Regions from separate parts of the Mus musculus genome. Here all the other regions are linked to region 2. Evidence: chromatin loops called from intact Hi-C (ENCODE). Cell type or tissue: heart. All regions are shown on one strand. Each heading gives the region's core, and the rest is flanking DNA. Links, peaks and the distances in the headings are about the cores only. Region 1 has its middle 20 kb from the start of Gm46921. Region 2 has its middle 11 kb from the start of Gm30657. Region 3 has its middle 14 kb from the start of Gm46921.

What was found. A loop is a pair of places that touch in the nucleus more often than their neighbours do. Peaks named below come from ENCODE experiments on the same cell type or tissue, not always from the same donor. Only the 100,000 strongest peaks of a DNase experiment are listed, where the experiment ranks them.
Region 1: it touches region 2 in a loop (4-fold over the local background); 4 of 42 quality-filtered maps call a loop at or near these places.
Region 3: a loop joins it to region 2, with 2.1 times the contacts of the local background. A loop is called at or near these places in 3 of 42 quality-filtered maps.

The regions. Positions count from the first base shown.
Region 1 is chr5:118,507,990-118,517,870 of GRCm38, forward strand. No RefSeq gene overlaps it. Among named protein-coding and RNA genes, the nearest start is that of Gm46921, 20 kb to the left of the region's middle. In heart, for the core only: no CTCF peak of the experiment used is centred there; DNase peaks (open chromatin) are centred at 5,202, 6,182 and 7,012; H3K4me3 peaks cover 1,854 bases; H3K27ac peaks cover 3,010 bases; H3K27me3 peaks cover 796 bases.
Region 2 is chr5:118,419,284-118,429,164 of GRCm38, forward strand. No RefSeq gene overlaps it. Among named protein-coding and RNA genes, the nearest start is that of Gm30657, 11 kb to the left of the region's middle. In heart, for the core only: no CTCF peak of the experiment used is centred there; DNase peaks (open chromatin) are centred at 2,988, 5,108, 5,578 and 6,138; H3K27ac peaks cover 1,980 bases; H3K27me3 peaks cover 792 bases.
Region 3 is chr5:118,474,059-118,483,939 of GRCm38, forward strand. No RefSeq gene overlaps it. Among named protein-coding and RNA genes, the nearest start is that of Gm46921, 14 kb to the right of the region's middle. In heart, for the core only: no CTCF peak of the experiment used is centred there; DNase peaks (open chromatin) are centred at 2,793, 3,663, 4,363 and 6,193; H3K4me3 peaks cover 1,475 bases; H3K27ac peaks cover 6,404 bases.

The DNA.
Region 1 (9,881 bases), core at 1,246-9,245, 89 kb after region 2:
GGATCTGCCTCCAGTGCTGGGTTTACACACAGAGCCCAGCATTCTTACTTACTGGGCTATCTTCTAACCTGTCAGGAGCCTTCTGGACCTGTCGCTCTGACTTGCTCCATCTGTATGAATGGACAGAGCCATCACATCCACATAGTGTAGACTCTTCTGTCATTACATTGTCCTTTTGGTAGTCGTAAAGTTCTATTGTAAGATCCAAGAACAACTGATCTACTGCCTAACCTAACTTGTCTCCGTGCCTGCTGCACAAGGCAGGCATTATCAGTCGATGTTCCTTCTCAGCATATAGAGCCCAGTTTTAGCTTTGCAATCCGTATTAGAAATCCTCCATGAATGCCTGTAATGTTAGCACTTGGGAGGTACAGGCTGGAAGAGCTGGAGCCATCCTTGATCAAGTAAGTTCAAGGGCAACATGACTTCCATGAGACCCTGCCTCAAAAAAACAAAAGCACCCAGCTGACCTACTTCATCAGCCTTTGTCCCAGAACCAATCCCCTCTCTCAAAAAGCCTCCTTTAGATTAAATGTCCCTCCCTTCTACTTCCTGTGTGTCTCTATCCTTCCTCCTGACTCCCTCTTACTCTCTGTTTTTCTTTCTTAATGATCCTATGGTCACTTCCAGTCATCTGGCTGCTTGCTCTGCCTCTTGACCTACAATTGACTGTATCTAATGCTGTTCACAACATTCAAGAAGAAAGCTCTTCGATTAAAGGTGTCTGCTAAGGCTTAGCCACTCACAACTAAAAACAGTTTTGGTGTTTTGTTTTGTTTTGTTTTTTTCCTGTAAATAATACAATCTCGGGGTTCATGGTATGATAAAATATCCTGTAACACATGGCTATGGGAGGAGAGAAAAGTGGGGTGAGCTAGAGAGGAAAAGGAGAGGGGGAGGGGGTGAGAGAGAGAGGGAGAGAGAGAAAGAGGGAGAGAGGGAAAAAGAGAGGGAGAGGGAGGGAGGGAGAAGGAGAGGGAGGGAGGGAGGGGGAAAAGAGAGAGGAACAAGTGGACCAAAAGAAGATCAAGAGCCAAGAGAGAGAGCTGCTGATTTCAGCCAGGGCTACACAGAGAAACCCTGTTTCGAAAAACCAAAAAAGAAGAAGAAGGAGGAGGAGGAAGAGGAGGAGGAGGAGGAGGAGGAGGAGGAAAAAGAAGAAGAAGAAGAAGAAGAAGAAGAAGAAGAAGAAGAAGAAGAAGAAGAAGAAGAAGAAGAAGAAGAAGAAGAAGAAGAAGAAGAAGAAGAAGAGGTGAAGCTGGGGCCTGGGCTAGAGGGGTTCAGGGAAGGGGGAGGGGTGAGAAGGTCTGGGAGGAGCCACAGGTACTGTGAGAGCCTTGTCCTGGGTTTCTTTGGGACCTGATATCACTTTTGAATAACAAAACTCAAATCCATGGTTTTAAAAGCAAAGTTCAGAAGCATTTGAATGGGGACTTTTGCTTTTTATTTTTGGTTTTGAGGCAAAGTCTTACTAGGTTGCCCTGGCTAGCCTGGAACTCACTCTGTAGACCAGGCTGGCTTCAGGCTGACAGAGATCTGTCTGCCTCTGGCTCTGGCTCTGGGATTACACGGATATGCTATGCTGCCTGGCTTCCTCCTTCTGTTTTGAGCCGGGATCTCTCTCTGAGCCTGGAATCTGCATGTTTGGCTAGACTGACTGACCAGGAAGCTCCGGGGATCCTCTTTCTGTTCACTGTGCTTACAGGTACCATTGCCACAGCCAGCTTTTTATATGGGCGCTGGGAATCCAAACTCAGTCTTCACACTGTGTGGCAAGCTCTTGGCGGGCAGGAGTGCGTCTTCCCAGATCGATTATCTGTGAGTTTCACAAGATTGAGGGAGTCCTTCTCAAGATCCCAGAGGCTGGAAGGTCAAGCAGCAAGAAAGGACCCAGCATCTCTAAGGGCTCCACCCTGTGCCACAGCATGGCAGGGGGCATCACAAGGGCCAGGAAATAAGCCCAGGAGACAGAGAGGCTCCTCTAGTAGTAACTAATCTATGTCCAAAAGGAAGGTCGTTCCCCACCCTCCCCTATACTTCTCACGAGGGTGGAGCCCTTTGGTTTGAACTCTTCTTAAAGGTCCCACCTTAGACTGGGGAGGATGGGGAATACTTAAAATCGCAGTGTGTCAGAGACAGAAAGTGGGGGAATCCAGAGTTCAAGGTCATTCTTCGTGAGGAGAGCCAGCTCAAAATCCAAACAAAATAACAGAAACAAAAAAGTCCCTCCTCCCTGTACTGAATCAGTGGCAATTAAATTCCCACTCAGCCACCGAGGAGCCTGAACCTCACTCCTTCCAACCAAGCAAATGAAGCAACAATCCTGCAGCTATTGTGATCTTTTTTGGTTTTCCTCCTGGAATTCCCAGTGTACTTGAGTAACAGATATTGTTGTTGTGGTGGTGGTGGTGGTGGTGATGATGGTGGTGGTGGTGGTGGTGGTGGTTATATTTGTAGTTGTTTTGTTTTTCCAACTTAGGATCTGGCACTTTATCTACAAGGCCGAGATTTTTAAAAAAAAATCTGAAAATTTAATTTTGTTATTTTATGATCTTGCCTGTAAAATATGTGTGGGTATACAATCTCCAAATACTCTCTCTGCTAAAAGTGGGAGGTTTCTCTCTCCGCCTCCACCCCCCCCCCCCCCGACTTTTTTTTTCTTTCTTTAAACAAGTGTAATCCTCTGGATATTGTAAGATGTTTTAGTCATTAGAGACATTTAAGAAAAAAAAAAAATCTCAAGTGAAAGTCGCTTTTATTCCCCCCCCCCAAAGGGATACTTGCTCTAGAAAATGCTGCATTTAAAAGAAAAAAAAAAAAAAAGACGCCTTATGAACAACCGGCCCACTAAGTGTTGCTGGGTTTGTGGGGGAGTGGAGCAGAGTGAGCCAGAGGATGGGGCTATGCAAGGATTGGGGGTCGGGGAGGGGGGATGGCAGAATTTGACTTACTCATCAGCCAAACGTAATTCTTAGTTTTTCCTACTCACTCGCTCAATCAACAAACATTCTGTGGCTCCGCCTTATATACAGGGATACACTGGGCAGACAACCGGTCAGCAGCAATGTGTTTTTAAAAACAAAACAGCCTCTAATGCAACCCAGGCTAGCCCTGAACTCATTATGTAGCCAAGCCTGTCCTTGAACTCCTGATCCTCTTGCCTCCACCTCCCAAGTGCTAGGCTTGCATCACGCCCATTTTTATTCAGTGCTGGGAGTAGAACCCAGAGTCCCCTGCATGCTAAATAAGTGCTCTGCTCACTGAGTGACAGCCCCAACCCTGGCTATAGATACCTCCATGGCCTCCTAAATCCTTAACCCTGTAACTCCTCTGGGAGTAGGCATTCTAATGCTCTAGGGCAGGAACTCTCAACAGGGTGTGAGGCTGCACCCCAGGGGATTTGGACAAGGCCTGGAGACATTTTGTGGGTGTTGCAACTGAGGGACCTGGGCTGCTCTAATCACAGAAACTTGGATAACATCACTTTCACAGAACAATCTGCCACCAAGTGAACTGGGCAACCCCAAGGTCTAAAGGTTCAGTAAATAGCCTTGTCCCCCACCCCAAGGCCTCCCCACTGAGGCTTCTTTAGAGGCAGCAGTGTCCCCAGGAAAGCTGAAAAGACAGTGACTCAATTTTTCTCTTTTCCCTGCTGGGCTTTCTCCTTCTGTACAACTCCAATGGAGAGAGTGCAGCCATTGCTATGGGACTTACCCATTGGTATCTGCAGCATCTATGAGGTGGTTAGAAATAGAGCCCCAGGCTCCATCCCAGACCTGCTGAATCTGAACCTGAAATTTTGAACATGAGCCCCACAGGACCCATGCATGCATTATGCAGTGTGAGAAAGTGCCTGTCTCACCTGATAGGAAACAGAAGTTTTAAGTGACAACTTTGATAAATGCTGACATGGAATCCAGTCCCCCTGGGGTGGGGTGGGGTGGGGGTGGGGGTCAGGGAAGGCTTCCATGAAACATCAGCCTGGAAACTGAGCTCTTAGTGAGTCACAGGAAGTAGCACAGAAGAAGGTTTCTCCAGAGGGAACAGAATAAACAAAGGCTCAGAGGCAGGCTAGAGGTGGTAACCCAGGAGGTAAACTGCTCACAGGGCAAGCATAAGGACCAGAGTTCAATACTCAGCAACCACATAAAAAGCCAGGAGTGGTGGGTACCCTTGTAACCATGGTACTCGGGAGGTGGAATCAGGGAGATTCCTGGGGCTCACCAGCTGCACAGTCTGGCTTTTTAGGCAAGTTCAAAGCCAGTGAGAGATCTGATCTCCAAACAAGATAGATGGCACCTGAGGAATGGCAGGGGAAGTACACACACACACACACACACACACACACACACACCACACAATATACACACATAAATATACACACAGACACACACAGATACATACATACAGAGAGACATACACATGCATATACATGCACATACACATACACAGATATATATATACAGTATACACATGCATACACTGTATACAGAGACACTTACACAAAGACACACAGATATACACACAATATACACACAGAAATACATACAGAAAGACACATACACAGAGATATATACACAGTACACACATGCACACACTGAACACATAGAGACACACATACACAGATATACACACAATATACATATACACAGATATACACACAGAGACACACATGCAGAGGGAGAAATACATAAAGATACACATGCGCATACATAAACAGACACATACACAGACACACATAGAAATACACAGTACACACATAGAGACACACATATATACAGAGACACACACAATAGACACACACAAATAAATACACCTAGAAAGAGACACACACCGAGAGACATATACCAACCAAAATATACACACATGGATACACACACACACATTCAATCTTTAGCAGGAGGGACCCCTTCTCTGCTGGAGAACTCATAGAAGATTTCCCCTGACCCCTGTGAGGGAGAAATAACTGGAGGTGAGAAGCCCCCACCCCCAGGATGGGGCTCTGGTGCCAGCTGGATTGTTCTGCTGGAATGTTCCTGCTAGAGTTGACCCTTTAGCCCTCTTCTGAGGTAAGCTGGTAGGGGAGACCACAGGGAAGCAGGTCTAGAAGGCAAGATGGCTTTCTTAGCAATTTAACTCTGTGAGATCCAAGCAGGTCAGCAAACTGGTCTGACTGACAGTGGTCACCACTCCAGGAATGGTAATTATCCCAGGTGACCCTAGGGAGCCATGCCAGTAGGGACAGTCCATAACCCCACCCCCACTACCTTTAAGTTCAGGCTACACAGAGTCACTTGTGTCAATATATTGTTGTACAAATTTGGTAGTTTATGACATGTCCTGGCACCGTTGAGACCCAATTATGAGAAGCCAGAGTGGAACTGGGAACCCAAAGTTGGAAAAGCTGTTAGCTTCTGGCAACGGATCTCCTCCAACTTCGCTGTTCCTGGCCTCAAAACACTTAACAACAAAAATCCATTTTTAATGAGAATTCTTTCTCTTTTTTTTTCCTTTTATTTTAAACCAGCGACTTCACACTTTGGGCCAGCAGACTCCAGCCTCCCTTACAAGCAAGAATTGACTCTAAACTGATTATGGGGGGCGCGCGGGGGGGGGGGGCGTGTCCGGTGGGCTGCCCGGTCAGAGTGGCTGAGGCAGTGATTGACTGGGCATTAAGTCATTTGGTTCCCACTGTCCTTCAGTACAAGCCTGGCCAGCCGGGCCAAGTAAAAACTCATGAGAGTCATTTTTATCACACAGGCAACGACTGCCTGGCTGTCTGAGTTTCCGTCTCCCCAACAGATTACGAATCTTACAAACCATCTATTATCCACTCGGCAACTGGCAAACGTGAACTTGGCCAACACCGAGGCAGAACGCTGACAGAACGCTGAGATCCAAGTCAGAAGAAGTGGGAGAAAGAGAGAAAATTTCAGAGACGAGCCAGACAATTTCTCAACCTGTAAAAACATGTTGTATTTACCAGGTCTGGTACGGAAGCCAAACTTGGGGCTCGGTGTTTGTCTTGGGCCCTGGGCCTGGGTTCTGTCTGATGCTCCCAGAACACTACGCCCCTCCTCCCTCTCCTCACATCTGATGATTGGCGTATTGTTTAGAGACGAAGAGGGACGATCTCGCGCTCCGGAGGAAGCTGGCAAGAAAGTTCGATTCTATAAAAAGAAGCGCGCGGTCAGGGTTCGGTTTCCTATTCTGACTCAAGGCAAAGAGACTCAGAAATTCCAACCCAGAGGGTCAGGATGGGCTCCAGAGCCTGTTCCCTCGCCTCCTGCCTCCTCCCTGTTCTCGCAACTGGCCAGCTGGGATTACACAACTCACACTAATTTTATTCCGCACGCGGCTGTTTCTCATTAGGAACCGGGATTTTTTTTTTTTTTTTAAACCTCTCGGTGCCGTGTCACTCGCGCCGGATCCAGGTGAGTAATTCCACTTCAGAACAGGAGCATTCTATTCGCACCGCAGGCGGGACTCTGAGAGACGTGCGTTTGACGCGTCGTCCAGGCAGAGACCTCCATGTTTTTGCTCGCGGTGCCAAGAGCCAATTTTCTCCTCTGAATTCCTAACTCACCAGTCTCATGGGTTCTATTCCTATTCCACTGGGGAGGAGGGAGGCGAGAACACTTGAGTCAACCCGGAGAATGTTTTTTGGATACCCAGTACCTGACAACGGCTTCCGAAGGGGTCTGTCTTCTCTCCCCTCGCTCCCCCTGCCCCCTTTTAAAAGCTGAATTCGCCAGATGTTCTGAGAGTATCTAAAACCTGGCTTTCCTGTCTTCCACATGCATTATGGTGTTGGATCCAAATCACAGCACGTCCTCAGTGGTTCTGGAGAACTAAATGAATACAGAGACGAACCTTTCTCTTAAGTGTCTGAAACCATCAGACCTAGGTGTTCGCATCCCGGTCCTTGGGATGCCTCTGGACCAAACTCACATTTGTAAACAGTAATGTGGCTTCCTAACATTAGCCTCACGCACCCTCCTTGTATATTCTTGGCTGTGTACCAGAGGAGGCAGAGCAGCTGCATCTCCCTAAACTCTCTGGGTAGAGTGAAGTGCAAGGGATGGCTCACTTGTGACTTTACTGAACCTGAAATTCGGCTGGGGGCAGGGCTCAATGTATATAGAGCACTGTAGTGTATAGTGTTATGTGCAGAGTCCTGGCTTTGATCCCTAACACCACTAAAAGAAAAACAAACAAACAAACAAACAAAAAACAAAACAAAACAAAAAAACAAAGGAAGGGCTTCAGCCACATCTGGAGAGAGCTGGGTAGGCAGTTGCCCTCTTGTCTTTGGGACTCCAGGCACCCCTGTGCCTAAGGAAGGTAGAACTCCCCCCATCCCGCCAAAGCTCCCTCTGGCTGGTACCCTGCTTTGCATAGAACAAGCCTGAGCACACCATGCCACCTTGCTAGGCCCTCGCCAGAATCCAAGAATGGCGCATTAACCAGATGGAATGCAACATGCATGTAAAGAAATAAGAGCCGTGCCAGGAAAGTTGGCAGGCTTTCTGGAATGCTTTAAACAGTGTGTGTGTGGGTAGAAAGAGTGAGCCCCGAGTCGGCCAGGCGGTCTCCTTTTCTGAGAGCTGTTTCCTTTACAGCCATAGCCTGTTTAACCAGTCAAAATAAATACGGTGTTAAAGGCCCCCCTTCTACTGGCTCCTGGTACCGAGCGGTTTGTCAAGGCGTTTGAAATATGACCTGGGCTCATTGGGGGGGGGGGGGGGCGTGGACTTTTAACTGAGTGGAAGAGACATGCCCCTTCTATGGGGAGGGGGAGGTTAGTGAAAGGGTCATTGAGGCAATGTTCTGAGCAAAGACACCCAGGAAGAAGGAACCACCACAAGGTCCTCACTGCTGGCTTGGAAATCAGTACTTCTAGGTGGCTTCATGCAAGCTCAGGCTGACTTTTAAGGCTTTCTGTCGCCAACAGCTTCGGGAGGAACAATGAGACAGATTTGCACAGCAGTTGGTTGTTTCTGAAGGCACCTAAGGGGAGAAAGAGAGAGAGGAGAGAGAGAGAGAGATATGATCCAGGCCTTTGCTTTATTATTATTAATGTGCGCCGTCATCATACGTGTTTGCGTGTGTGTGCACTAGTGTGTGTGTGTATGTGGATAACACAGGGTAATACTCTGTAGATATATATGTAAGGCTATGTAGTAACAGGGTTACATAGGATCTCACTATGTAAATCTGGCTGGCCTGGGTCCATCTGCCTCTCTCTGCCTCCTGAGTGCTGGAATCTGGGATCAAAGGCACGCACTAGCATTCAGTTCTGCCATAGTTTTGGAAACTGCCTCTCTCCTCACTGAACCAGGAGCTCTCTGATGGATGACCAGGAAGTCTCAGAGATCATTCTGTCTGGCCTTCTCAGTGCTGGGATTACAGCAATGCCCAGCTTTCTTTCCGTGGATGCTGGGGATTGAACTTGGGTCCTTTTGCTTGTGGGGCAAGTGCTATATCTGCGGAGCCACCTAATCACCCTCTGGGCCTTTGCTTTATCGAGAAAAAGTCAGTTCTAAAAAGCCACAGCCACAGTTCAACCCACGCTGGGCATTTAGCTTCTCAGATCCCCATAAACAGCCCTAACCACTCGCAGCAACTTGCCACGATGGGCAGCCAGGAAGGGGGGACTGGACAGAATCTTAAGCAACTCTGCATTCCAGGGATGGCAGATGGTCTCAGAAGCATTCCGCTAACTCCCATGTGGGATGGGAGTGGAGGTGGGGGAGGTGGGGAGGGACCTGGGAGGTCATGGGCTGTCTTTGCTCTTACACATAGAGGAGCCAAGGCTCAGAGAGAGAGAACCACTTATCCAGGCTCTCCCAGCTTTGGGAGCAGAAGGCCTTAATGATGTCTAACCCAAAAAGCCCCAAGGGCAATGTTAAGGAACCAACCCTATCCTCAGAACTCCCCTGGCTCAGCGGGCAGGCAGGTTGTTACATTCTCTGGTGGCTAGGTCAAGGGTGAATTAGCTTCCTGGGCTGCTGCAAACAAATCAATGCCAGCAGGACACCTTACAACAACACAAGGTATCCTGCTACTGTTTCTGAGCGCAGAAGACTGCAACAAAGGTGTCAGCAAACACACACTGCCAGCACCTGCCCGCGGGAGCAAGAGATAAGAAGAGAGCATCCTGATTCATCTACTGATTCAGCCATTCATCTCCCAAAGGCTCCAGGAACGCCTTTCTGCCTTACTCGATGGGTTCTGTCCTTCCCATGGCTGCAAGGGGTCTAACCTTCACCTCTGTCATCAGGTCTTCTCCTCTTGTGTGTCTCTCGTCCTTCTGATCTCTGACAAGGACATGGGTCATTGAATTAAGACGCTACACTAATCAGTGATCTATCTAATCGCAAAGATCTTTAACTTTGTTATACCTGCAAGGGCCCCCTTTCCCGGTTAAACTCTAATGTTTCAGGGCTCAGTGGATAAAGGTGCTTGCGGACACGCCTGGTGACCTGGGTTTGATGCCTGGAACCCACCTGGTAGAGGGAGAGAACTTACCGCCCCTCCCACAACCCACACACAGGTTGACCTCTGACCTCGACATGCCCATTATGGCTCCAGCATGCCCACGCACATACGCACACAAAATAAATTTTAAAAAAATGCAATGAAGTCACAGGCCCAGATTCCAGGGGTTTGGCTTTTTTTTTTTTTTGGACATTTTTCTGCCCATGACTAAGATAAGTCAGGACCAGATCGATTTGTACAATGAGAGTCCTTGACTTACGAGATCTACATACAGTCTGTGGTAGATAATTTTCTCCCTCCAGTTTCCTCCCTTGATGTGGTGTTGCTAGTCTTAGTTACAAGGGAGAGGTACCATATCTCCAAAGCTACTACCTCCTTCA
Region 2 (9,881 bases), core at 865-8,864:
CTTTGGAATGGAAAGAAAATGAGTCCCAGAGATCAGAACTGGGGTATGCCTGGGATGGGAGGGTAGAGGGGAGAGTGTGGCTCACTGGAAGGACTTCTCATGAACATTGGGGAATGGAAGAGAAAAGGGAAGGGGACGATGAGGGAGAAGAAGAGGGAGGAGAAAAGGCAGGAGGGGAGGACCATCCACTTTAACACCCCACCCTGTTCCTCAGCCCAGATCTGCCATTGCCTCTCTGACTATCTCTTCGTCACAGAGACATCTTCTTTGAAGTCCCATGACACACCCAGTCAGTCACTCCAGCAGTGTAAACTCTGGCATCCCCAATTAAGTCTCCGCTATGCAGTAAGTTCATTGTGGAAATGAAGCCGTGGTCCCATTCGGATGTGTATGCTCTGAAGACGTGTTCTGTCAAGTCCTGGCCTCAGGTTTATGGGCCAGAATCACTGCTGGGCACAGTTGCATATGCAGGTTATCCACACACTTGAGAGGTGGAGGCAGGAGGATCAAGACTTCAAGGCCATCCTCAGCTATAGAGTGACTTTGAGGCCAGCCTCGGCTTTAAGAAACCCCATCACTGATAAAAGAAAAAAGGTGAGTAGTTGGGGAGGGCAGGATAGCACATGCCCTTAATCCCAGCACTTTTGGGAGGCAGAACCTCTGAGTTCAAGGCTAGCCTGGTCTACATAACATGATTCAGGCCAGTCAAGATTACATAGTGAGATCCTACCTCAAAATAAGCAAACAGAAAAAAGAAAAGGGGCCTGGAGAGGTGGCTCAGGGGTTAAGAGCCCTGGATGCCCTTGCAGAAGACCCGTGTTTTCTCCCAGCTCACAGCCATTTGTACCTCTAGGGTGTCTGATACTTTTCTTCTGAGAACAGGCATACATGAAGCACATTTATATGCCTTCAGGCAAAACACTTGTGCACACAAAATAAAAACAAATAAATCTTCTTTTCTTTCTTTTTAAATAAAGATGAGGAACAAGAAAGAGAAAGAGGAGGAGGAGGAAGAGGAGGAGGAGGAGAGGGGGAGAAGGAGGGGGAAGAGAAGGAGGAGGGGAGGAGGAAGAGGGGGCAGAGAAAGAGAAGGAGGAGGAGGAGGAAGGAGGAGGAGAAAGAAGGGGAGGAGTAGGAAGAGGAGGAGGAGGAGGAGGAGGAGAAGGAGAAGGAGAAGAAGAAGAGGAGGAGGAGGAGGAGGAGGAGGAGGAGGATGAGGAGGAGGAAGAAGAAGAAGAAGAAGAAGAAGAAGAAGAAGAAGAAGAAGAAGAAGAAGAAGAAGAAGAAGAAGACTGGGAATGAAATGCCAAGTGCCAGTTAGTCAGCTTTCTGTTGCTATGTAAACAAACAAACAAAAACACCAAATTAGTTGTCTTGTGAATAGAAAAGGTTGGAGTTAAGGGTTCTAATCTACACACACTATGAGAGTAGGCAGTGGGGAAGAAACTGCTTGCCTATGACAGGGAGCAGAAGAGGGGAGCAAAGGCCTGGAGTACCATGATCCTGACTTGAAGACCTCCCATGGGGTTCCACTATCTCCTAATAACACCAACCTTTAAGACATGGTCCTTTCAGGGCCTTAAAAGAACAAAACAACAACAACAACAAAAACCAAAACAGGTCCTGGGGCTGGAGAGATGGCTCAGGAGATCACTGGCTGTTCTTTCAGAGGACCCAAGTCCAATTTCCAGCAGCCATGTGACAGCTCACAACTGTCTGTAACTTCAGTTCCAAGGAATCAGAGAATCTCACTCAAATACACACACATGCAGGCAAAACACCAATGCACATACATTCTTCATCTTCATCATCATCATCATCATCATCATCATCATCATCATCATCATAATAATAACAGTCCCAGAGCTGAGCTTAACCAACGTGGCTCACAGGAAGCTAGCACCAAGCTAAGGGTAAAGGGTCATTATTGTGACCTGAAGTGCTGGCTTTCCCTCCCTCTCCCCCTCTCCCTCCTCCTCCCCTCCCCCTTCCCCTCCCCCTCCCCTCCCTCTTTCTTTCTCTCTTTCTCTCTTTCTCTCTTCCTCTCTCTCTCTCTCTCTCTCTCTCTTTCTTTCTTTCTCCCTCTCTCTCTTTCTCCCTTTCTCTCTTTCTTTCTTTCTTTCTTTCTTTCTTTCTTTCTTTCTTTCTTTCTTTCTTTCTTTCTTTCTTTCAGCTTTCTGCCAGGCAGTGGTGGTGCATGCCTTTAATCCTAGCACTTGGGAGGCAGAGGCAGGTGGAATTCTGAGTTCAAGGCCAGCCTGGTCTATAAAGTGAGTTCCAGGATAGCCAGGGCTATACAGAGAAACCCTGTCTCTAAAAACCAAAAACCAAAAACCAAAACAAAACAAAACAAAAAAACAAACAAACAAAAAAAAAAAAACCAAACAAACCAACACCAAAACCTTTCTATTGATCCTCCGTATATTTCACATCATGCACCCTCATCCCACTCATGCCCCCCTCTCCTCATACCTGCCCTCTACCCTTGCAACCTCTCCTCTAGCAGAGGGGCAAGAAAAATCTAACACTGGTTTTCTTGTTCAAGCATTTCAACTTCACAGTCACCTGTGTTCCCATAGGAGTATGCATATCCCCAGCTGGGCTCTAGGAAAGCCCCACCAGGCCCTGGCTTCACCAGACCCTGCAAGAGCCAAGGAGCGTAGAGGAGCTCTCGCCCCACCTGAGGCAGGCTTGCTCCTCTGGGTCAGCTCCGCAACTGGAGAGGGGACAAAGCCCTTTCTGTATTTTTGTAGGAGACAGAGCTTGCCAAAGAGCTCACCCTCCACAACCCCCACCCTGCCACGAGGCGGGGGGGGGGGGTGACGTCCAGGGGGCCGGTCTAACAAGTGGCAGAAGAATTTATGGGTCCTTCTGCCCTCCCTGCACCCCGTGTTCTTTTCTCTGTTCCAGGCTGGACTCTACCCGTCTCCTTCTCTGCCTTCCCTTCTCCTTGCACCTTCCCTCATGTTAATTATATTAGTTGCCATGGAAACTGTGATGTCATTGGCACGGGAGGGCTCAATGACATCCAAAAGCACAGTTTACAGCGTGGCTTGAAATGTATTCCATGGCTTGCAGCCTTGGCGTGTGTTGGGGGGTGGGAGGGGAGGAGTTACGTGGCGATTATATCTCAGGCACCATCTGGGCATGCCGGTGGGAAGTGTCAGGAAAGGTGGTTGGCTGGAAGGTGGTTACTTGTGGATTTTCCAGAATCCCAGACCCTGCGGGGGTCTCTTTACCCTTGGAGAATAAGCAGGATACCTCGAATGTTATAAAGAGTTCTGACTTGGCTCTGACCAACCCTCTTCGTGGTACCACACCCCACTGCTGCCCCAATTTGGAACATTAAATCGTTCCTGCTCCAAGTGGCACCCCCAACGTGGTTCATGCCAAGCGGCTGTGCATGCCTGCCGTGTGCACACGTGAGCACATGCCTACGGACCTCAGAGCTGAGCTGGTAGGGTGAAGATGTCATGCGCCGCCCGTGGTGGGGCACACGAGGATTAGCACACGTGCGCACGTGTACACACGTGCTCACCCATCTGGACTTCATTAGGGAAGATCCCATGGCCAATCTTCCTCCAGTCCTCCCCAGCATGGTTCACTTTTTCTGTGGGTCAAGGGCAGAATGGAGCTGAGTGGTACTAGGATGCCCAGATATCTTCCTCCGGGCCTGGAAGCTCCCAGGACTGTTCTGTATCCCTGGACCAGAAGCAGAGTGGATGTCCTCAGAGGGAGGTGAGAGCCACAGGCTCGATTGCTCCCCCAGGTTCTTGTGGCTATGTTCTCATTATCTGCCATGCCACTCAGGGCAAGCTGAGAGCTCTGGAAACATGCTCTGCAAAAGACAAGTGCCAACCCCCCCCCGGGGGGGGGGTGTCCCTTGTGAAGTCTGAAGTCTTTTGACTGAGATCAGCACGGTCAGAGGCTTGGAAGGTGGGAGGCAGTTGGGGACAGCAGGTCCTCTGCTCTGTCTTTCAGGGCTTTAGGTCCCCCATGCTCCCAGATCACCAAACTCCCTTTGCTCCAAATGTGATCGTTAAACCATCAGGAGGCCCCGGGCATGCTCACCAGCCAATTTTGGCCGGCCGGCCGTAGGAAAGGATGATGGCCTGACCCTATTGGACTAAACTGAACATGAGCAATGAGAAATGGGGCCCACCAGGCACAATACAGAACTGACTGGGGAGTCCCCAAGGGCTTCTTTCGGCCCATCTACTTCAGCTTCTGGCTCTTCTCATAGGAACTCCCAGCTTCCCTCAAGCCCTACTGTCAAGAGAGGCCATGTTCTCCTCACTACAAAGCCAATTCACCAGAGATGGGATTTCTGAACTACAAAGAGATCAGAAGTCAACCTGTATGTATTCAGTCTCATCCTCCACCGCGTGGCCCTAGGGATTGAACTCAGGTCTCCTTACTCTCCGAACCACCTTGCCAGCCTCTTGGAAGGTTTCTTCTCCTGATATGAGGAGGTGGCCTAGTGGGAAGGAGGATGAGGTGGATTCAGGCAGAGAGGACAGGGGAGAGAGCGAGGGATGTAGGAGCCGAAGACCACAGCTTCCTCGGAATGATGAAGGGCAGCCCCTTGGCTTCGCCACATAGCAGCTCCAGAGATGGTTCTAGGGATCAACCTGGCATACACTATCACGCACCCTGTGCCCAGAAAACCCTGGGACCACACTGCTGTGACACCACCAGCCACAACAACACACATAGTACTGGGAAGCTATGGGGATTGGGGAAATCAAAGTGCCTTGGATGAGGAAGAGCAAAGGTGTTTCCCCCTCCCCACTCCAGGAGGCTGCCCTCCCCCAGGGGACCCTTCAGGCATATCTGGAGATACATTGGGTTGTCACAACAGGGCTACTTTCCTACTAAAAATCTAATGGGCAGGGGTCAGCAACACTGCCAAGCATGGAGCACACAGGGGATGGCTGTTCAGAACAGACTGAGTTGGAGACTGAGATAGCCCAGTTTACCTGAAATGGAAATGTTGGTGTAGAGCCTGACAGTTGGAGGGAGGATTCAGGGGTGGGATCCTTCCCTGCCTTTCTGTGGCAAGGCTTGGTGGCCAGGAAGATCATATCGGTAGAGGGTTTGCAGGCCTTGGGAGATGGTGGCTAGTCGTGACCACCTCCCTGGTGCCTGGGTCACAGGCTCCATGTGTTTCCTGACTGCATGATGTGCATCTGCTACTTAGGAGCCTACCCAGGAAACTCAGACCCCTGGCCATGCAACTCGGAGTCACACAGCCTCTCCTGCACAGACATGCCCTGAGTCTGAAATGTTCCTATGTTTCAGTAACATGAGCCCAGGATGGGAGAGAGAGAGAGAGAGAGAGAGAGAGAGAGAGAGAGAGACCTTAAAGTTAGAAGGATACTGAGGCAGGGCCTTGGAGGGGTTGGGGTTGGGGACACAAAGACAGTAGAGACAGTAGGAGATAAAATGAAAGCTGGAAGGAAATGGAGAGAGATGGAGGGGGAGGAGGAGGAGACAGAATGGGGGGAAAGAACAGAATGTACTGTCCAGTCGTAGGGGGAGGCGAAAGGGAGGGGCAGGGAGTGGGATGGGGGAATTCTCCATGCCAGCATCCCCAGGATGGGGAAGCCCAGCCCTGAAGCTGAAGCCAGCAGATCAAGCATTCTCTCTGGTCCAGGCCTGGCCCTTTTCTCCACATGACTGTTGGTATGCCCAGTTCCCTGGACAACTGCCAACAGGAAATTCCTGGGACAAAGCTTTCCACTCGGAGGTTTTTGTTGTTGTTGTTTTTCTTTTTTACTTTTATTTATTTAAATATTGTTTTTTTTATTTTTTTCCACAAATGAGGAATGAACAAGAGGGAGGCAAAGAAAACAAGAGAAACCAGCTGGTTTATATATTTACACACATTTATACATTCTCACCCTGGTGGGGCTAGGGAAGTTCCGAATCCATTGTGTCTGTTGAGTCCTGTTCTTCCCCTGGAAGGATCTGTGACCTCACACTCCCATGATGTCACAACAGGTTGCCATGGACCTTGCTTTATTATTGTAAACAAAGGGCCTGCTCTTTGGGGCACTGGCCCTGCTTTCCTCGGGAGGAGCTGGGAGCAAGCCCCGGGTGTTGTGTTTTCCTGGGAAGGCTGCTGGTTCAGAAGTCTGAGAAGCTGTGAAAATACTCGTACACACAGTTCCCTCTGTGCACCGTGGCCTCTGGATGAGCCTCGGGCTGGGAACCAGAGCAATGAGGTCAGCACTTCTCCACTGGACCTCCAGCTTAGCCATGAGTCCTCACTGCCAGAAACCAGCTCCCTGCCACCCATCTTTCCCAAGGTTTCCACTCATTCACCCAAAGTGCACTAAGCACCTACTATGTGCTAGGTGCTGCCATGAATGGAAAATGTAGGAGTCAGTACCACCTCCTCCAAATCTCAGCAGGTCACCCACCAGCAAGACTGTGTTTGGTTTCACGGGATCACAGAACGGGGCAGGCCAGCTGAGAATGAGGAGCGCTCGCTCAGCATGAGTGTGGATACCTAACCTACCACATTAAACTAGGTGCGGTGATGCACATCTGTAATCCCAGCACTTTAGACAGGGGTGGAGTAGGATGGTAGGTTTAAGGTCATCCCTGGGCTACATCATGAGTTCGAGATCAGCCTGGACTATTTGATTTGATACCCTGTCTCAAGAAGAAGAAGAGAAGCTGGGCGTGGTGGCGCATACCTTTAATTCCAGCACTTGGGAGGCAGAGGCAGGTGGATTTCTGAGTTCTTTTGAGGCCAGCCTGGAGTGAGTTCCAGGACAGCCAGGACTACACAGAGAAACCCTGTCTCAAAAAAAACAAAAAACAAAAAAAGAAGAAGAAGAAGAAGAAGAAGAAGAAGAAGAAGAAGAAGAAGAAGAAGAAGAAGAAGAAGAAGAAGAAGAAGAAGAAGAAGAAGAAGAAGAAAGAGGAAGAGGAGGAGGAGGAGGAGGAGGAGGAGGAGGAGATGGGGGAAAGGAGGAGGGAGGGGAAGGAGGGAGGGGAGGAAGAGGGAGAAGAGGAGAAGGAAGAGAAGGAGGAGAAAGGAGGAGGGAGGCAGCAGAGGAGAAGGGAGGGAGGAGAGGAGGAAGGAGGAGAAGAGAAGGGAGAAGAGGAGGAGGGAGAGAAAGTGAGGAGGAGGGAGGAGAGGGGGGAGGAAGAAGAGGAGGGGGAAGAGAAGAAGAGGAAAAGAAGGAGGAAGGGGAGGAGAGAGGGGAGGAAGAGGGAGAAGAGGAGGAAGAAGATGAGGGGAAAGGAGGAAGAGAGGAGGAGGAAGGAGAAAAGGGAAGCTACAGTGAGAAGAGTAGAGGGAGGAAGGAGGAGGAGGAGAGTGGAGAGGAGGTAGGGAAGGAGGAACAAAGGAGAGGGAAGGAGGGAGGAGAGAGGAGAAAGGGGGAGCTACATGAGAAGAGTAGATGTAGGAAGCCACTTCACAAAGCTATCCAGGAGGACATCTTGGGAGAGGTGACATGCCAGAAATCAGCTGGAAAGCATAGGAACAGATGGCAGTGACAGAGGCAAGGGACAGACACTCCAGGCAGTCACTGTGGTGATGTGTCACAGTCTGCTCTCTTTTCTTGTTCTCCCCCACTGTTGCTATAACCGGATGCTACAATCTGGGTCATTTATAAAGAACAGAGGTTTATTTAACTGCATTTTGGAGGCGGGAGAGAAGTACAAGAGCATGATGTTCTAAGCGGTGAGGACTCCTCCCCTCCACGCACTGCATCCCAGTGCATCTTGGATGCCGTGTTCTGATTGGCCAGCCCTGAGCACAGCTGGAGCAGGGTAGGAGACACCTGTGTCAGCAATGTGTGGAGGTCGGTTCTCTCCTTCCACCTTGATATGGGTCCTGGAGATCTGGGTGTGTGCCACTCTCTGCTGAGCCATCCTTGCCACCCCGAAGGATATATTTAATATGACCCAGAGCCTAGGGAATTCATCTTGCAGTGGAGGAAGCCCCCTGGCTTCTAAGAGGGAAAGAGGGGTGCTAGCCCAGGAGGAGCCCCAACAGAATTCAAGAAGTTTTCATGCCAAATATGTTTTTGTTTGTTTCGAGACAGGGTTTCTCTTTATAGCCCTGTCTATCCTGGAACTCACTCTGTAAACCAGGCTGGTCTCGAACTCAGAAATCAGCCTGCCTCTGCCTCCCAAGTGCTGGGATTAAAGGCATGTGCCACCACTGCCCGGCACCAAATATGTTTTGCTTAAACAGTTCCAAACACCAAGGATGTTGATAAACATTGTTAGTCAGAATCTGTCAATGACCAATGGAAGCCTCCTGTAGCTGACACTAGCCTGCAGGTCACCCCTCATCAAACCCCTAAGTTTCCCACCCTTACACTCAGCATGAGGCTTAGTTTACCTGAAATGCAGCAGAGGGTGGAGGGAAGGGGGGTCATTTATTCCACAGCCCTAGTGTGACCATCCCCATATGCCACCTTCTATAACATTTTTCACAACAGGACACTGAAAGTCAATGTCCCACGACCTAACAGGCAGTAGTCAAGACAGGCTCCAAGGCAGCACCCCCTCCCCCCACCCAGGACACGTCAATGAAGTCCTCTATGTCATCTGTAGTATATCTACCATCGCTTTGCCTGGGAAAGCAGGCAGGGTCTGAAGTTAGAATGCTATCTTACCATAGGCAGCCTGATTAACTTCTCTGTGCCTTGGTATCAAATGAGAGCATAGTTTTTTCAGTTAGTCTGCAGCTCTGTCAGACTATGGGTGTGACCCTGGGTCACCCCTGTACCCAAATTACCTCCATGTCTCCTCTGCTGCCCCACCCCTCCCACCTGGCACCTTTCTGTTCTTATATCCACCTCTGAGCATGCTCATACCTCCCTTGGACCTTGTCCGCCCACACCTGTCACTTCACAAGCAACAATTCTTGTCCCCTCCTCAACCCACCTGGGGCACTTCCTTTAGCTTTAGTGACAGGCAGAATGGCAAAGTAGTACAGAAGTTGAGTTCCAGAGTTAGACACACCTCGTTCCCCATCCCAGACTTGACATAAGCTGTTTGCTCCTGAACAGGTCGCGTCCAATCTCAGAATCTCAATTTCATTCTCTTTCTCCCTCCTTCCTCTCCTTCCCCTCTTCCTCTCCTCCTCTTCCCCCTCTTCCTCTCCCTCCTCCCCTTTTAAAGTCAGGGTTTCATTTATTCCAGACTGGCTTTGAAGTCACTAGCTGAAAGTAACCTTGAACTCTCGACCCTCCCTCTTGCACCTCTTGAATGCTGGGATCACAGGCCTGCCTGGTTTCTGAGGTGCTGGGGCTGACACTCTTCCCCACTTTAGAGAGTCATCGTGCTGGGGGCGGGGTCCCTAGCACTTACTGAAAGCATATTCTACTTCCACGGGGAACCCCTGTGATGGCACCCCAACTTTGTAGGTCCCCCGATGAACCCACTGACGAACCTTACATGGAGCTGTGGGGTGGGGGTGGGGGAGAGGGAGTAGCAAACTCAGCATCCCAGGAGGCCAGGAAAGAGCCGACTTCAAACTTGGAAACACTGACAGACCATCGCTTTTTGGCTGTTAAGCCTGTTGATGCTTGTTGGATCCAAGTCAGCTAAGGTTCATCAACGGGATGCGCTGCCCGGTTTCCATTTCACGCCTGGGTGTTCCTGCTTGAGCATGCGCGCCTTGCCCCTGCCTTTCCCTCCCCCCCCACCCCCTTCTTTGCATTTTCCTCTCACCTAAGGCCCTACCTCCTTCTTCCTCTGCGCATCGGCTGTCCAGTCTCTTCCTTTTGACTTCCCCATTCTGTCCTGTTTCCTAGTATACAGTGAGATAAACATTTGTGGAAGCACTAAAGCCACTACAGAATTCTGGCGCTAACGTGGAGTGTTATTCCTTCCCAGCCGCTGTGACC
Region 3 (9,881 bases), core at 922-8,921, 55 kb after region 2:
CTGGCTGTCCTGGAACTCACTTTATAGACCAGGCTGGCCTTGAACTCAGAAATCTGCCTGCCTCTGCCTCCCAAGTGCTGGGATTAAAGGCGTGCGCCACCATCACCCAGCTTTTTTTTTTTTTTTTTTTTGGTGTCTTAGGTTTTGAGGCTATCTCACCACCAGAGGGGTGGGGGTGACCAGTGACATTCTTAATTCTCACACATGCTGCAGATGACCACAAGAACAGGACACCAGGTCTTCCTGACAGTGCTCACTGGCTGTGTGATGTTGAACACGTTGTTAGATCTCTCTGGGACTTCTTTTCATCACCAAGAGTGTCTATAGCTATGAACATAAAAAGGAATTATACAGAAATGATTGTCTGGTCTACAAGTTCCCTTAATGCCTTCCCAACCCAAGCCCACACACACACCCCTTCCCACCAGGGTAAACCATTTACTGTCTGCCTACCTGGTCTCCTAGGCCTGAGGTTTCTAAAGCTGTCTGTATTCCCTACAGAAGAGAGATAGGCAGCTGATAACTTCATCATTAAGTTAATTCTGCTGTTCCTCTGAGGTGCTGGGACATCCCCTTCTCGTACCCCACTGAGCCACTGTGTCCCCTGAGATGATCAAGGTCAGCTTTAGTGCAGAGCTGGGTGCTGAGTTCCAGGTCCTCAACCAAGCTAATTAACTTCCTGCTCTCTTGACTTCTATGTTCCGTCAGTCCCTGTACTCCTGCAGCTTCCATGTTTGCCCATCCCCACTGATCTCTTATTCCTAATGCTCCCTGTGCCTCAGTACTCCCTTGGCCCCCAGTACTCCCTCAGACCACATATTCCCTTGGTATCAGTGCTCCCTCAGTCTCAATGATCCCTCAGCTCCAGTGCTCCCTCACCTCAGCCTCAGTGTTCCCTCAGCTTCAGTGCTCCCTCAGACCTAGTGGTTCCTCTACCCCAGTGCTCCCTCAGATATCATATTCCCTTGGTATCAGTACTCCTTCTGGCCTGTACTCCCGCTGGCTTAGTGCTCACTCTGGTCTATTGCCCCCTCAGCCCCAGTGCTCCCTCAGACACCATATTCCCTTGGCATTAGTGCTCCCTCAGCCCTACTGCTCCCTCGGCCCTTGTGCATCACAAGCCAGGCATTACTGTGAGCAAATTTCCTCACAGTTGGTGGGGCAGCAGCCTTCTTGCTTTGGGGGGGGGGGCACCAGGTCTACCAGGGCACACACCTGGGAGCCCTCACTCATCTGAACCCTGTGGCATTTATTTCACAGCCTCCAGAAACCTTCAGTAATGTACCACGCTGGAGGGATTCCAAAGCCCTTGGGAGCAGATGGCCGCAAGAGACTGAGATGCCTTCTCTGAGTTAGAGGGGCAGAGGAGCAAGGGGGAGGGGCTGGGGTGGAGGATGCAGCTCAGTTGATAGGGTGCTTGTCTGGCATAAAGTGCATCCTGGGTTCCCTCCCCAGCACTGGAAAAGTCAGGCATAACGCCACAAGACTGTAAGCCCAGCACATTGGAAGCAGGAGAATCAGGAGTTCAAGGTCATCCTTGGCTACATAGCATGCTCAGGACAGCCTGGGCTACATGAGACTCTGTCTCAAAATACAACAGGAACTCCAGAAGACAAGCATAGAGGACCAAGACAAAGGTCCTGGAGAAACACTCAGGAGTACCCAGAGTATGGAAGGTCACAAAACAACAACACACCGACAGATTCAGGCTTTATTTATGAGCATACAGGACACACGCTAGATTAGAGTGGAGAACACATGCCTGGGTCACATAAACGGGACCCTGGTCTCAGAAATCTCATGGTGCAGCAGGAAGACAGCCTAAAGCCAAACCTACCCCTATCTCAGCCTGGGGACTTTATGCAATCTACCCCGAGCCTTACCTCATTCTCCACTCCAATCCCCTTATTGCACACCAGTGCCTTCAAAGAGGCTTTTCCTCCTGGTTGGAGCCTTTTACCTTGGCTGCCCATGAAAAGCGTTCTTACCACTCAAATCTGAAAGCTGCCCCCGAGCCCAGAGATGCCCGCCCTGGCCAGTCTACCTGAACATCCCTCCCTTGGTCTTTTTGTCTCGTTGCCTTGGCTTGCGTGGTACTTAGAACCTGTGATCTATCCAAACATATTTCTTTCTGGCCCTGGCTTCTTTGGGTAAATGCCAACTTTTGGAATAAGAAAGTCAGATTCTCATTTAGAAGGAAGCAAATGAGGTGGGGCCTGCTACAGGGGCCGGAGGAGAACCTCTTTCATGAAGGGTGATGCTTACCCTTGCAGGAGAGAAAGAAGCTAGCCCGGAAGAGCTGTCAGGTCAGCAAAAACAGGCAATAGAAAAGGCTTGGACCCAGGCAGCTGTGGTGTTTAATACATTTCACGATATTAACCCCCGGTGGCAGACAGTACCTCTGGGTACAGGAAGATCTTACAGGATCTGGGTCTTGATCTTGTATCTCACTGAGTTTTGCCCTCTGTAAAGTGGGCAGCTTTTGGCACTGTCTTCAAGGGTTGTGTAGGGGAAGCTGAAACATTAGCCCATGCTATGCCACACATACCATTGAGTGGTGCATGGTGAACCCCACAAATACAGGCTTCCTCCGCCGTACCCCTGTGAGTACAGCACAACATCTAGGGGAATCAAGTCAGACCAACAGTTGCTCCAGGAAGGAAGTTGGGGCCAGGAGGGGGTCTGGCAGGGCCTGGAGCCCAGCTGGGGTTGCAGAACAAGTTGGTAGGTCTTGACACCACAAGGAGCCAGAATCCAGCCTAGAATAGAAACCGCCTGCACGGCTGGCTGGGAGCCCCTTCCTGGAGTGATGACAGGCCAGTGTGCCCTGCTGGCTGGGCAGGTGCTTGTGGCCAGTAGTGACAAGGAAGCAGAGCTGCTTATGGTGAACACCCCATCCCCCGGTGACCACCTTAACTCTCTTGTCCCTTCATTGTCCAGGAAGCCTAGGGAAGACCCTGCCTCGTCCACAGTAGGCTGTCAGGGAGAGGCTGGTAGCCACTGTCTCTTGAGCATGTATCAGAAACCAGGTGTTGCATGAAACCTCCACCAAGTTCCAAGGTGGAGGGACTGCCACTCTCCCATGTCACAGATGGAGCAACTGAGGCTCAGACAGGGGACGTTAATTATGTTCATCTAACCCCAGTCTCTTTTACTTGGTTCTCACGCCATTTTTCCAAGGAGACCCATCTGTTCTACTTGTCACAAACAACCATAGATTAAGCAGTAGGAACCTGTGACTTGTCACCGGTGTTGGGGGCGGGGACTAGATGGTGGAGGAGGGGAGAGGCTGGCAAAGCCCAGATCCACGCTGAGACTAAGATTTTGTCTGAAGGCTGGATACACAATTGAAGACTCCTTTATGGTCTTGAGAGAAAACTGGCTAAGTTGGTTCCTTTCAAAAGGGAGATTACATTTAATCGGGTAACTAAAATGCTCAGGGCCATGACTTTCAGATCCAGGTTGATCCGGGTACACAAGAGACTCTGGAAATCCAGCCCCATCCTTTGGCTTTTCTTGGCGCCTCATTATTGATCGTCATCTCGATGTGGACAATGAGGACAATCGCCACTAGCCCTGTACTTGATTCTCATCTAGTGGGAGATTCTCATCAGATTCTAGCACCGGTCTGTCCCTGGACCGCTGTGTGTGGCTGTGCAGCCCTGACATGTTCGTTGTGTAGCTAGAACGCAGCACACAGATCAGCCACGACTCACTGTCCTCTCATCCAAATCAAGGCTGAAAAGGAGGGTCAGATGACTCTCCAGGGAGGAGTGACTGAGCAACATCCTGAAGGAACTGTGAGTTGTTGACATGGGACTTGGGGAAAGCCCAGGGGGGTTTTAGGAAGCAAAGTAGTTTTGTTTTGTTTTTGTTTTTTTTTTATAAATCACATGGAGACAAAACGAAGTGATGCACACTTTTAATCCCAGTACCCAGGAGACAGGGGTGGCTTGAACTGCGTGAATTTCATGCCAGCCATAGCTTCATGATGAGACACTGTCTCAAAAAAATTATTTTTTTAAACTAAAATTTTTAAAACTCACACGGATTGAACCAATCATAGAGGCTGGGTCTGCTTGGGCTTCCCCTAAACTGAAGAAGCTGCGAAGTCCCCACGGGTCATGTGGCATTCACAGCTTCCCCTGCGGTCGCTTCAGTTTCAAACTTTGGTTGACTGTCAGGGACAGCAGAGCCACCAAACAACACCCACCCTGCAACACTCCCCCCCACCCCACCCCCGGGCCCGTTAGTTCGCCCTCTGCACACGTGAACACATTTCCCCTTCACAAGACAGGAAACGCAGGAAACCAAAAACCTTTTCAAATAACTTGCCTGCAGCACTGCAGGCTGGGCCATTGTGACGTCAGGCCAGCAATCAGCCAATGCATGGGTGGTTCCGCCTTCCTAATCTGTATATTGTGTTCTCATAGGCTCTCGTTTCTCGCCCCTCCTTATTGTGGTGAGGTTTTTTTTTGGGGGGGGGTTGTTTTGTTTTGTTTTGTTTGTTTTCTGGGCTTCCTCCCCATTCAAGGGCTTACTCTATCCCAGACCTCCAGGTCAGCTAGGTTTAAGGATAGCCACGATGGTGTGGGTTCCCTGTGGGTCCTCTGTGTGGCTGGGCACAGAAAAGGCCAGGACTGGTGGCCAGAGAGCTGGAGGCTAGACCCAGAGTCTCCTCACCTCTGACTCCAAAAGGCATCCCGTGACCTAACAGTATGGACATGTGCATGAGCCTGCCCTAATGTGTGCCTGTGCGCCTATCTGTCTGTCTATCTATCTATCTATCTATCTATCTATCTATCTATCTGAAAAGAATACTAGAATAGGCCCTGTAAGCTTTAATTACATCTGGCTCAAGATAAAGAAGTTATAGTGAGTGTCCCAAAGTGTTCTGCCAAGAGAGGACTATTGTTGAAAATTTCTGATTTTGCCTAGACACGGTGGCACACATTAATTCCAGCACTCTGGAGACAGAGGAGCAGATCCTTGTGAGTTCTGAGTTCAAGAGCAACCTGGTCCACATAGCTCGAGGCCAGCCAGAGGTATACAGTGAAATAAATAAATTAAATAATAAAGTAAATGCAGGCACCACCAACTAGAGTACAGAGGGGGTACCCATGGCTCCAGCTGGATATGTAGCAGAGGACTGCCTTATCTGGCATCACTGGGAGGGGGACCCCTTGGTCCAGTGGAGGCTTGATTACCTAGGATAGGGGAACTATAGGCCGCTGAGGCAGGAGTGGGGGAGGTAGGGTGGGGGAGGGGGCACCCTTATAGAGGTAGGGGGAGGGAGGAGGGGATAGAGGGCTTGTGGAGGGGAAACTGGGAATGGGGATAACATTTAAAATGTAAATAAATAAAATAACCAATAAAAAACACAAATAAGCCGGGCGTGGTGGCGCACGCCTTTAATCCCAGCACTCGGGAGGCAGAGGCAGGCGGATTTCTGAGTTCGAGGCCAGCCTGGTCTACAAAGTGAGCTCCAGGACAGCCAGGGCTATACAGAGAAACCCTGTCTCGAAAAACCAAAAAAAAAAAAAAAAAAAAAAAAAACACAAATAAATACAGGAAGAAAGGCCGAATTCCGCCTTTATTTTTCAAGACCATTTTGTTGTTTGCTTTTGTTTTTAGGATGGGAATGTGGATAGGGGTCAGGCAAAGTTTCACTGTAGCCCAGGCTAGCCTGAAATCCATAATCCTCTCTCCTCAGCTTCTTGAATTCTGGGAATACAGTCAAGCCCCACCATCCCCAGTTTTCCAAGTCATTTTGTTTTTGTTTTTTGAGACAGGGCTTGTCTGTGTAGCCTTGGCTGTCCTGGGACTCACTCTGTAGACCAGGCCCAAACTCAGAAATCCACCTGCCTCGGCCTCCCAAGTGCTGGGATTAAAGGCGTGCGCCACCACACCTGGTTTTCCAAGTCATTTTAAATGTTAACTATGTATCCTCCAGTTCTTTACCTAGGAGAAAGCCCCAGTGCAGATTTGACTACAGCCAGAAGCCAGCATCACTTCCTAGAAAGCCAGGGAATCAGCTGATGCTGGCCTCCATCCTCTGGGTGTGTGAGGTGTTTAATCTCTGTTCACTGGGTGAGGCTGACGGCCAGACAGATGGACAGTCCTGATAGCTGGGAATGGATAAGGACGATGTCTGACTCATCTATGAAAGTATGAAGAAAGGAAGAGTGCAAACCGGTTCTGTGCTTCTGTGCTTGGGGGACGACAAGGACATTCTGTACCCAATGTGGCCACGTGCTTTTAGCTCTGAGGCTCAGGCCCCAGCCAGGACTTACACTCCACCCTCCCTGCCTTCCTCTCTCAGACCTGACTTTTGTACTCAAACGAGGACTCATGTGGGATTCCCAGACCTGATCCTGGGTCCACTGAGCCTCTTGCCTGCAAAGAGAATGACAGGATTTCCAAGTGTTGCTAATGATGTGAGCCACTCACTCATAAATAATCTCTCTCAGGCTGGAGAGATGGCTCAACAGTTAAGGCCACTGGCTGCTCTTCCGGAGGACCCAGGTTCAATTCCCAGCATCCACATGACAGCTCACAATTGTCTGTAAGTCCAGCTCTTGGGGTTCTGACACCCTAACACAGACATCCAGGCAGGCAAAACACCAATGCACATAAAAATAAATAAGCCATTAAAAATACCCCCAAAACCTCTCTCTTAAAAAAAAACTTAATTATGTCTTGCCATATTTGTAAGTGCCTGCATATATGTCTGTGACCTGTGTCTGCTGCATGAAGAGCTCAGAAGAGGAGGTTGGATGCCCTGGCACGGGAGGACAGTTGTGAGCGGCTGTGTGGGTGCAGGTAACTGAACCAAGGTCTGGAAGAGCAGTGGGCGCTCCCTGATGTGTTTATAAAAAGGGAAAGAGAAAGAGGAATATGTTCTATGGGTGTATAGTCAGGTATGGGGGAAGGGGATGTCTCAACAGGCCCATACCAAGGCATCCCTTCCCCCTAGGGGACCAACCACAGGATGGTATAATATAAAATAGTTTATTCAGGGCATGGGGAAGGGAGCTAAGAGGGTAGTAGAGGCAGAGAAAGGCAGAGAGAGGGAGAGAGTAGATAAGTAGAGGCTATCTATGAGCACGTGGAGAGACAGGGGGAAGGGAATGGAGAAAGAAGAGGGGTGGAAGGGAAGAGCAAAGGAGCAACAAAGGAACAAGAGATCAAGAGAGAGAGGAGGGGGTGTGCCGGGCAGTGGTGGTGCACACCTTTAATCCCAGCACTTGGGAGGCAGAGGCAGGCGGATTTCTGAGTTCGAGGCCAGCCTGGTCTACAGAGTGAGTTCCAGGACAGCCAGGACTACACAGAGAAACCCAGAGGAGGGGGTGAGCGGAACCCTTTTTTCGTGGGCGGGCCTACCTGGCTGCTGCCAGGAAACTGTGGGGTGGAGCATACTTGGCTGTTGCCAGGTAACTGTGGGGGTGGAGCTTAGACAGATTGCTAACACTCCCAACCACTGGGAATCACTCCCGTGTCCTCCATTGGCCTCTTAATACTTAATGCGGATCTCAGCTGTTCTCCTTCTCTGTCTGCTTTCACTCTCAGTAAAATGATACAGATAAAAAAGTCCAAGCAGGGTAGGGGTATTCTAATATGTGGGAGGCAGAGGCAGGAGGATATCTGTGAGTTCAAGACCAGTCTGGTCTACAAGAGTGAGTTCCGGGACAGCCAGAGCCACACAGAGAAACACTGTCTTAAATAAAAAAAGTAAAAAAAAAAAAAAAAAAAAAAAAAAAAAAGCCATAGTCAAATGTAGTGGTACACTCCTGTTATCCTAGCACTCAGAGGTGGATGCAGGGGGATGGTGAGTTCTGAGATGCCTGGGCTATATATAGAGATCTCATTTCAAAATTATGCAATTAATTTAAAGTATAGATGTACTTTGATTTAAATATAGCTTTTGTTTACATGTTGTAATTGTTCTATTTCTTTTTACTTTATTATTTTTTTAAAGTTACATTTTGTTTATCTTGTGTGCGTCTGTGTGTAAGTGGGTATGAATGTTCCCTGGTACATGTGTGGATGTCAGAGGTCGATTTACAGGGGTCCGTTCTGTCCTTCCACTATGGGAATCCCAGGGATTGAACTCAGGTCCTCAGACTTGTGGCATGCCCCTTGAGCCATCCCTCTGACCCTAATTGTTCTAATACATTACTACATATTGGTGACTTTTTACTGTGCCCAATTTATAAATCAAACTTTCTCCCAAGTCTGTTAGAGTAACAAAATATAGGTCTGTGTGTGGTTTCAGGCATCCACTGGGGGGCTTGGAGTGTGTCCTCTGCAGACAAAGGGTGTGTGTGACAGGGAGTTACTGTATTTATTGGTTCCTCCTTGGAACAGTCTAGATCAGTGGTTTTCATCCCCTGTAATGCTGTAACCCTTTAATACAGTTCCTCATGTTGTGGTGACCCCCCAACCATAAAATTATTTTTTTTGCTGCTTCATAACTGTAATTTTGATAGTCATGAATCGTAATGCAAATATCTGTGCATTCCCATAGTTTTAGGTGACCCCTTTAAAAAGGTCTTCAACCATCTCCCAAAGGAGTTAAAACGCAAAGGTTGAGAACGCTGCTCTGAATCAACCTGTAACTGGGCACCTAGCTGCACCTCCATTACGCCAGATCAGCTCCCCCTCTCTGACACACCCCTGTGGAGGAACCAAAGTGAGGATGTTAGACCACGGGGGCGGAGCGGGCAACCTCTAAACGTCTTGAAGCATTCTCAGGGTCATGTGACTTTCCTTAATGCATGCACCTGTCTCATGCCCCATCATCACCTTTCTTTTACTACATTTGGGGTCTGATGGCCCTTCCACTCTCCCCCACACCCCAACATCTGCTTCTCACATAGACTTTTTTGGCCACTTCAAATCCTGGCCCAACAAAAGATTTAGACAAATAAGCTTGAGCCTGGGACAGCAGAGATGGCAGTAACTTTGTAGCTTCTTGTAGCCAGGGTCTCCCCTGAGACCCTGTGTGCTTGCGTCTGAGAAGAGGAGAGTAAACACCTTCCCGCTGTGCATAGCTGATGGATTGGCCCTTCCCCACAGGAAGTGGGGGAAGCATCTTCCTGAGGACCTTCAGCCTCATTTGCATAAAGAAATTATGTCCTATTACCAGATGTGCTGCCCCCCTCCCTGCTTCCTGACAGGACTTCCGTTGCTGTCACACCTTTTCCTGAGTAATCAAGTAATTTCTTTCCAAATACATTCCATCCTTGGAAACACTCGCCCCCCCCCCCCAATGGATTCCTCACACCACTCAAACGAGCAACTTGTCTCCCCGGGGGACCCACGGAGTGGTCATCAGCTAAGAACAGGTGTGGGGGAGAAAAGGAACAAACCTAGTATTAAAATAAAAAGTTCTATTACTTTTTTTTCTTACTATGTAGTTCAGGACTCTGTCCCGCCAACTCTCCTTTCTCAGCCCACCCCCCTTACAGGCATGTGCCACCATGCTGGGTGGGCAAACCTAACTTTTTGAAAGCTCATTTTTGCTTGGGCTCTTGCGTCACACCCTGTGTTCTCCAGGCTTTCTCGGCCCTCCGGTGTCTCCTTGTCTCCAAGTCTCACCTAATCTCCTTGGGACAACAATTTCCTGCTGGGGTTTTCAAAGAGTCAGAGAGGCCTTGCCACGCCCCTCGGTGTGTTATCTGGGGGCCAGAATGTGCAGCCGCAGAGGCTTGGACCGCCCCACCCCCACCCCCTTTCAGGGAGAAGCACATTTTCTCTTCCCTTTCACACAGTGGGACTCCATGAAGACACCATCTGGGGTGGCTGCAGAGGATGCTATTGGGCAAGGGGGGCGGGGTGCTGGCTGCCTCTGCAGAGGTGGGTGATCAGCATGGCTACTG